Regions from separate parts of the Homo sapiens genome. Here region 2 is linked to region 1. A link is a contact called in ENCODE Hi-C or POLR2A ChIA-PET data. All regions are on one chromosome and are shown on one strand. The core of a region is the stretch at or near the end of the contact, and the rest is flanking DNA. Distances in the headings are between cores, read along the strand shown. Region 1 overlaps SLC38A4-AS1 (SLC38A4 antisense RNA 1). Region 2 overlaps SLC38A4-AS1 (SLC38A4 antisense RNA 1).

Region 1 (3,986 bases), core at 582-3,081:
CTAAAGCAATCATTCCTACACACTTCATTTTGACAGTGCAAAAGCTTTAAAATATGTTTCCCTGATGGCAAAATATGCTTGATAACCAGAGAGAACTATCCTTTAAAAAGCAGTTTTTAGTGCACAAACAGCTGTCTTCCATTTTTGGCATACAAAGGGAACAACTAAAATGACTAATCTCACTAAGTATTACAATAAAAGTGCTGACAAAACCTTAACTATATACTTCACATCTTTAGTAGCCCTGTAATTACAGCTCCAGTTTAAAAAAAAAAAACAACAAAACAAAACCACAACAACTTCTAGAGCACATTTAATTGCTATTTGCACTTATCATTGTCTTTCTTCCCATAGGAGGGTTATACACTGACCCCCAATATCAGTCATTTATCTGTCCCGGAAAGGTAAATGTGTTATTGAATACGACATCTTTTTTTAATGTCATTTCTATTATCCTAGCAGATACTCTGGAGGATAACTAATAGTGCTTGATCAGAATTGGGGCTTGGACAACTTAGTAAATATCATGCTGCCATCTATACTTTATTAACTGTCAACCTGCATTGATTTTTATCTTTTCCTGTACAAATAAGTTTTGTGAATTGTGTATCAGTGAAGCAGAAGCCTAACAATAATCTCCAGGACATTATATTTAGAAAATGTTCATTTAAAAATATGTTTAGGGTTACCAAGGGATAAATAAAGGAGATTTTTTTTTTAAATCAAGTTTACCTCTGTATTACTTAATATATTTAGGAATTGTTCCTCAAAAAATCATCAGGGCTGTAGGTAAGTTTGCAGTCACATCTGCCTTTCCTAACATGTTTTCTTTTTTTCTTTTCTTGCTTTCTTTCTTGCTTTTTTTTTTTTTTTTTTTTTTTAGGTGGAGTATGTTGCCCAGGCTGGAGTGCAGTGGCGTGATCTCTGCTCACTGCAACTTCTGCCTCCCAGGTTCAAGTGATTCTCGTGCCTCAGCCTCCTGAGTAGCTGAGATTACAGGAGCATGCCACAGTGTCCAGCTAATTTTTGTATTTTTAGTAGAGAGGGGGTTTCACCATGTTGGCCAGGCTGGTCTTGAACTCCTGACCTCAGGTAATCCGCTTGCCTCGGCCTCCCAAAGTGTTGGGATTACAGGCGTGAGCCACCGCGCCTGGCTTCCTAACATGTTTTCATTTTCACATTTCCTCTTGGAATCCTGTAATGAGCTGGAGATGGGAAAAGGGATTTATGCTTCTGATCTTTTTTGAGACCCACTGGTGGGAGAGTAGGTGTTGTGACCAGTGTCTGTGGTGGCCTCTATAATTCTTAGTCCCACCTTGGACATCCTTGTTGGTTTACGGCATTAGGATGTTGGCCCCTCCCAGGAGGGCCTGTGGAGCCTATAGCCACATTCCTGCAGGTTGCAGCTGCAATGCTTAATCCTGCCAGTCTGACTGTACAAAGGACAACATCCTAAGGATAGTTAGGAGCACAGAGTCAGATGCTGGGTCTCCCACTTAGAAAGTGCATGACCTTGGGCAATTTTGCATAGCTTTTCTAATTCTTAGTTTTCTTACATGTATAACAGGGATACTACTACTACATCGCTATGAGAAAAAATGAGATAATATGTATGAAGCTCTTAGCACACTGCCTGGCATAATGAAAGCATTCAGAAAGTGATGGCTATATTTATTATTTTGACTAACAGGAGACTCAGACTACAATGCAGCACGTCCGGAAAAATGTTTAGACACAGGAAGCTATTCTGGAGAAACTGCTTACATTAAGATTCTTTTGACTGTAAAGAAACGAAACCTTGTTTGAACTAGCTTCCGCCAGAAGGAGACTGAATGAAAGTCATAGGGCAAAGATGAAAGGTAGAGTAAGCCTCACAGGGTGGGGCTGGGAGCTAGAAGGCACAGCTGGGCTACTCTATCTTTTCATATCATCGTGGCCTTCCCATCTCTGCCTCTGTCTATGCTTCTGTTCCCTCCCGCCCCGTCTTGACCAAATTCCTCTGCTTACTCACCTTGCGTATGACTCCAGTGGCCTTCCCGACAGCACTGATAGCAACTGGCTTGTGTGTGTCTTGATACACAATTTGTGAGGGTCTGATTGGCCCAGCTCATCTGTTTGAGCTGGACCACATGAGTCATAAGCCACTGTCTAGCTAACGGATTGAGTTCTCTTTGGTCAGTTGTTCATCATGATCCAGTCATGGCCCATGCAGTTAAGATCATATGGGAGGATAGAGCTGCCTCTTTCAGACCAGTGGGCAGAGCAGGTTTTCTTGAAAAGATTAGGAATATCTAGTACAGTTTTCCTGAGAGACTTGACCACCCTGCTGCTGGCAGTTTTGGTGATTTAGTCCTAATGACAAGGACCCAATTATGGAGAAGTAGAGAAGTCCTAAAAACTGGTGGTGTCTCTACTTGTCTCCCCAAATGTGGCTGCTGTCAAGGTAATTGCTCAGTGAAGAAGTGTTTCTCCATCTGTGCCTTTCAGGGCAGAAGGTCAGAATGGGAAGGACTATGCCAGATTTTTCCAAGCATAGGAAAGAGCAAGTAAAGAGACTGGGGATGGAGATGGGAGGAGGCTAGGGGTAGGAGATAGTTCATGTGGGTAAGGATGCTAAATCAGTGTGGCTAGCTTGTTGAGGAACTGTGACTCCTCAGGGAGGTCAGAGAAAAGCAGGCGTGGGAAGTCCTTTAGGCTCAGGGAAGTGGCTGACCCAAGAGGGGGAATACATTCTAAATTCCTCTGGCACAGAGCCCCAGGGGCCTGGTGTTTCTCTCTGTTCTGACAAGGGAGGTGGCTGTTTGCCTGGCGGAGCTGCTCACTGCAAGCTGCAGCTGTGCCTCATTCTCCCATGTGACATTGAGTTCTCTGGAGAGCTGGACCAGGGCAGCTGGAACAGGTTAGTAAAGACAAGGATTCCCCAGATGTGTAAATCCTAAACCAGACAAGGAGTTCTTCATGTTCTCCCCAAGGAGGAATGGTTTGGAGTCACTGACTACAGTTAAAATGCAAAAGAAGGTCTGTTGCTGTGGAGATATCTGGAATAGGGCCTAGCCCTTGAAGTAATTGATAAACACCTGAAGTCCTCGCTCCTGGTCTTGCCCAAAAGTCTTCACATTTTCACTTTGGTTGGGGGAGGTGGTAGCTTGATTATGACAAAGTCTCCTGGTCTCATTTAGTTGCCTTTTAGCAAATAATGTGACCCATTGTGCCAAGTGGATGGGAAGGGAGCTTCTCTTATTCCCTGGGCAGTAACCAAATGGTCTTAGACAAGAGAACCAGCAATTCAGGTTTTGGATCAGTGCTTTTGTGCCCCTTACAGAGAAGGGAGAGGGTGATGGACAGCAACATGGCGAGGAGGGGAAGTCCACAGAAAGCAGTCGCCAGCAGATTGAAGCAATGATAATTAAAGTAACAACAATAAGAGGTACCATTTATTTAGCACCTACCATTAGGCCTTTGCACACATTTATTTCTCCACAAGCCCTGCAAATTAGCTATTAAAATATCTGTTGTACAGATGAAGGAACTTAAAGTGATTAAATAACTTGCCCAAATCCAGACAGTGGCTAAATTGGAGTCTGAGACTCAGTCTATCTGACACCAATGTCCATGGAAGTTCTGCTACCATTCGCTGATTCTCCAGATTGAGATGCTAAAAATAATAAAGAGGATACAAACAATTAAAAAATGAAAGAAGTTTCACTTAGAGGTCTGGATGAGAGAAAGAAAGAAGACGAGACACTAAGCCAGAATGGGAAGAGAGAGGCACAGGAAGGGCAGCCATGGTCCGGGATTTGAGGATAGCATAGATTCACTGAAAAGTTCAGGTCGTCTGGGTTGTCTGGGCATGTGGGTTTAGGACCCCTTTGCTAGGGAAAAGAATAAAGCTCAGTTGGAGGGTGCCAAGAAAAGGTGGAAAATAAATCCATATACTTTTCCCAGGATTGTCTACATTCCAGAAAAGTTGAAAAGGAGTGTTCTTT
Region 2 (4,230 bases), core at 407-2,906, 38 kb after region 1:
GTATTTTAAAAGGCAGTTTTTAGGATATTTTGTTTTTTGTTGCTTTTGAGAATAGGGATTTTTTTCTCATACTTTCTAAATATATTTTTGTGGGTTTCCAAGAAAGCCATGGGTCTTTGGCATATTTATCTTATGATTAGCTATGTTTCTGGACTCATTATTTCTAATGTTTTTCAGTTGACTCAACTGAGGTTTTTAAACCAAAAATCATTGCTTATAGATAATGATCATTTAATTTTTTCTTTTTAAACTACCTATTTGGTTGTGTATTTCATCACACTTTTGACTTTTTAGAATATTGTAAAGTAAAACCTTTGGTTTTAGTCACATACACTTGTACTTCAAGCACTCACAGTCCAGCTTCCGATGACTCTGCAGATGTGGGTTTCAGCAGCCAAGGTGTATTGCACCTGCTCATAGACCTTGGGAGTGTAACTTTCTCTGTTTTTACAAGATGTGCTCACTGCTTAATGATATCACAGATGCTGTTGCATTTTATTTCTAGATTCCAAGTTATTTTCTTGAATGTGTGAGAAATATAATTAGAAAATTAAATATTTTTGAAATTAAGAATAGAAATAAGTGGGAAAAAATGGACTGTAAAAAAAGAAAGGACTATTCTGTGAGACCAATTTATGACAGAGGTGATTTAACTTATAAATGCTTCATCACACTTTACCCCTAGGCGGGGTTGCCAAAATCATGAGCATGTTAATGTTAGCTGGTGCTTTGTGTGCTCAGAAGATATCACTAAAGAAGCCGAACACGGTGGTGCATGCCTATAGTCCCAGCTATTCAGGAGGCCAAGACGGGAGGATTGCTTGAGCCCAGGAATTCAAGACCAGCCTGGGCAATATAGCGAGACTGACCTCATAAACAAAACAAAACAAAAAACAACCAAAAAAAAAAAAAATAGATATCACTGTGAAAGGAAAATAAACCCCAGGAGCCCCAAATCACTAAGCCAAGGGAAAAGTCAAGCCTGGAACTACATCAGGCAAACATGCCTCCCATTTTATTCCTCAATAATACAGCTACAGGCTGGGTGCTGTGGCTCATGCCTCTAATCCCAGCACTTTGGGAGGCTGAGACAGGTGGATCACCTGAGGTCAGGAGTTCAAGACCAGCCTGGCCAACATGGCGAAACCCCGTCTCTACTAAAAATACAGAAATTAGCCAGGCGTGATGGCAGACGCCTGTAATCCCAGCTGCTTGGGAGGCTGAGACAGGAGAATTGCTCTGTTCTGTTGAATTTCACCCTGGCTATGGAAACCAATAGCTTATCTTCACAGGTGTGGGACAGAAAGTCATCCCTATGCTCATCTGAGACAAATGCATACCTGATTGCTTCCTCTGCCCTATTGTTTATGTAAAAATGCAGATTGACTGAGCCAGATTACATTGTGTATTCAGTGAAAGGCTGATGAAGGACTCAAAAGAATGCAACCTTTTGTCTTTTACCTACTTATGACCTGGAACCCCAACCCCCTACCAGAACCAATGACAATGTTACATATGCTGATGTCTCTTATCTCCCTAAAATATATAAAAGCAAGCTGTACCCCCACCACCTTAGGCACATGTTGCCAGGATCTCCTGAGGTTGTGTCATGGACGTGTTCTTCACCTTGGCAAAATAAACTTTCTAAATTGGTTGAAAAATAAATAAATAAATGCTTCATCAGTGATACATACGGATGTTACCAGAGTGATGTAATCTTGGTCAACAGATATTGCATGTCATTCAGTTCCTATTTTATGTTCTTTCCATCTACGTTCCTATTTCCTGGAATAGGAGTTGCTACAATGGCAGCAGCAGGCATCTTTAGTTTAGTTTTTCAGACATGAAAGGTACCTACACATATTTGTATCTTAGAAAGGTCACTCTGATAACACATTGAAGGATAGATTAGGGTAAGGCAAAACTAACAATAGCAAGACTAGTTAGGTGCTAAAGTAATACTGGAAAGAATGAAGAAGTGGGGCAGATCTGTGAGGTCTGAGGAGGTAGAGTCAGTTATTCTTGAAGAATGAGATGCAGGGCTGAGTAGATGAGAAATCAAGTATAGCTCCCCAGTTTTTTGATTTGATGATTGAGATACAGGGCAATACACCATGTGCTGCTGGAACCCACATCTGCGGTATCTTGGGAAGCTGGACTGTGGTTGTTTGAAATACAAGTGTCTGTGACTAAAGCCAAAGGTTTTACTTTACAATTTTGATGCCAATATAAGTAAAGAATAGAAGAGGAAAAGTAGGCATGGGAGAGAAGACAATGCATTCAGTTGTGCAATACTTTGAGTTTCAGATGCCTGTGTGACATCAAGTGGAAACGGTAGTTGATTCATGCATTTGGCACACAGGAAAAAACACAAATGCAACAGGCTTTCTATTCAGTCTCTTTCTTTCTCTGCGGCGCAAGGAAATAATGAGGGGCAGGAACACAGCAAGAACACAAACAGAACACAGTAAATGACTTCTGTATGCACTCAGTTGAGACTCTTCTACGGAAGTTTTATGTTTTTCTTTATTATGGTAAAATATACATAACATAAAATTGGTCATTTTAACTGTTTTTAAGTGTGCAGTTCAGAGGCATTAAGTACATTCACATTGTTGTGCAACCATCACTATCATCCCTCTCAATATTTCTTTTTTTAAAATTTAATTTTAAATTGACATATAATAATTGTACATATTTATGTGGTACATTGTGATGTTTTGATATATATATAATGTGTAGTGATCAGGTCAGGGTAATTAGCATATTCATAATTTCATTTTATTGTGTTGAGAACATTTAATATCTTCCCTCTAGCTATTTGAACCTATACATTATTGTTATCTATAGTCATCCTATAGTGGTATAGAGCACTAGAACTTATTCCCCCTATCTAGCTGTAATTTTATATCTTTTAACAAATCCATGCATGTCCCCACCTCTCCCTACCCTTGCCAGACTCCAGTATCCTCTGTTCTACTTTTTACTCCTAGGAGATCAAATTTTTTTAAATTATTATTTATTTATTTATTTAGCTTGTGTGAAAACATGTAGCCTTTATCCATTTATCTGTTATTGGATACCTAAGTGGATTCCATATCTTGGCTATTGTGAATAGTGTTCCAATAAACATGGAGGTACAGATTTCTCTTTAATATATAGATTTTGTTTCCTTTGGATAAATACCCAGTAGTGGGACTACTGGATCATTTGGTAGTTCTATTTGTAGTTGTCTGAGGAGACTGCATACTGTTTCCATAATGTCTGTACTGTTTACATTCACACCAACAGTGATTAAGAGTCCCTTTTCTCTACATTCTCACCAGTATTTGTTTTCTTGTCTTTTTGACAATAGCATAATAGCCATGCTAACTGGGGTACCTAATTGTGGTTTTGATTTGCATTTCCCTAATGATTAATGGTGTTGAGGATTTTTTTTCAAACACCTGTCGGCCATTGGTATGTCTTCTTCTGAAATATGTTTGTTCAAATCATTTGCCCATTTTAAAATTAGATTGTTTGGATTTTTTTGCTGTTGAGATGTTTGAGTTCCTTGTATATTCTGGGTATTAATTCCCTCATAGAAAAATAGTTTGCAAATATTTTCTCATATTCTGTCCATTGTCTTTTCACAGTGTTATTGTTTCCTTTTATGTGCAGAAGCTTTTTAGTTTGATGTAATCACATTTGTTAATTTTTGCTTTTGTTGCCTGTACTTTTGAGGTCGCAGCCATAAAATATTTGCCTAAATCAATGTTCTGGAGTGTTTCCACTGTGTGTTCTTCTAGTACATTCATAGTTTGGGGTCTTACATTTAGGTCTTTAATCCATTTTGAGTTGATTTTTGTATGAGGTAAGAGGTAGGGGTCTAGTTTCATTCTTCTGTATATGGATATCTAGTTTTCTTAGCATTGTTTATTGAAAAGACTGTCCCTTCCCCAGTGAATGTTCTTGTTGTCTTTGTCCATACCATTTGCCTATAGATACGTGGATTAGTTTCCGGGTTCTCTATTCTGTTCCACTGGTCTATGTGTCTGTTTTATACCAATACCATGCTGTTTTGGTTACTATAGCTTCATAGTATATTTTGAATTCTGGTAGTATGATGCCTGCAGCTTTCTTCTTTTTTCTATTGGCTGTTCTGGCTATTTGGAGTCTTTTTTGGCTCCATACAAATTTTAAGATTTATTTTCTATTTCTGTGAAAAATGCCATTAGTATTTTAATAGAG

Evidence for each region. A loop is a pair of places that touch in the nucleus more often than their neighbours do. ChIA-PET counts read pairs that join two places held with the same protein, here RNA polymerase II (POLR2A). Pooled maps may share reads with other maps.
Region 2: a map of endothelial cell of umbilical vein shows a loop between it and region 1 (5-fold over the local background). The contact joins two enhancer-like sites. A Hi-C loop is called at or near these places in 9 of 168 maps with a recorded cell type or tissue (CD8-positive, alpha-beta T cell, IMR-90, MCF 10A and 6 more), 2 of 37 single-sample maps with no recorded cell type and 6 of 50 pooled maps. POLR2A ChIA-PET finds 5 or more read pairs at or near these places in 12 of 52 experiments (A549, AG04449, AG04450 and 7 more).

What each region holds. Positions count from the first base shown.
Region 1 is chr12:46,522,245-46,526,230 of GRCh38, forward strand. All of the region lies in intron 3 of SLC38A4-AS1 (SLC38A4 antisense RNA 1), which reads left to right. Among named protein-coding and RNA genes, the nearest start is that of SLC38A4-AS1, 140 kb to the left of the region's middle. Within about 2 kb of position 1,832, at least 21 of the 41 ENCODE cell types and tissues checked have a DNase peak (open chromatin) inside an H3K27ac peak, as active enhancers do; they include endothelial cell of umbilical vein, where a contact is called at or near this core.
Region 2 is chr12:46,560,700-46,564,929 of GRCh38, forward strand. All of the region lies in intron 3 of SLC38A4-AS1 (SLC38A4 antisense RNA 1), which reads left to right. Among named protein-coding and RNA genes, the nearest start is that of SLC38A4-AS1, 180 kb to the left of the region's middle. Within about 2 kb of position 1,657, at least 8 of the 41 ENCODE cell types and tissues checked have a DNase peak (open chromatin) inside an H3K27ac peak, as active enhancers do; they include endothelial cell of umbilical vein, where a contact is called at or near this core.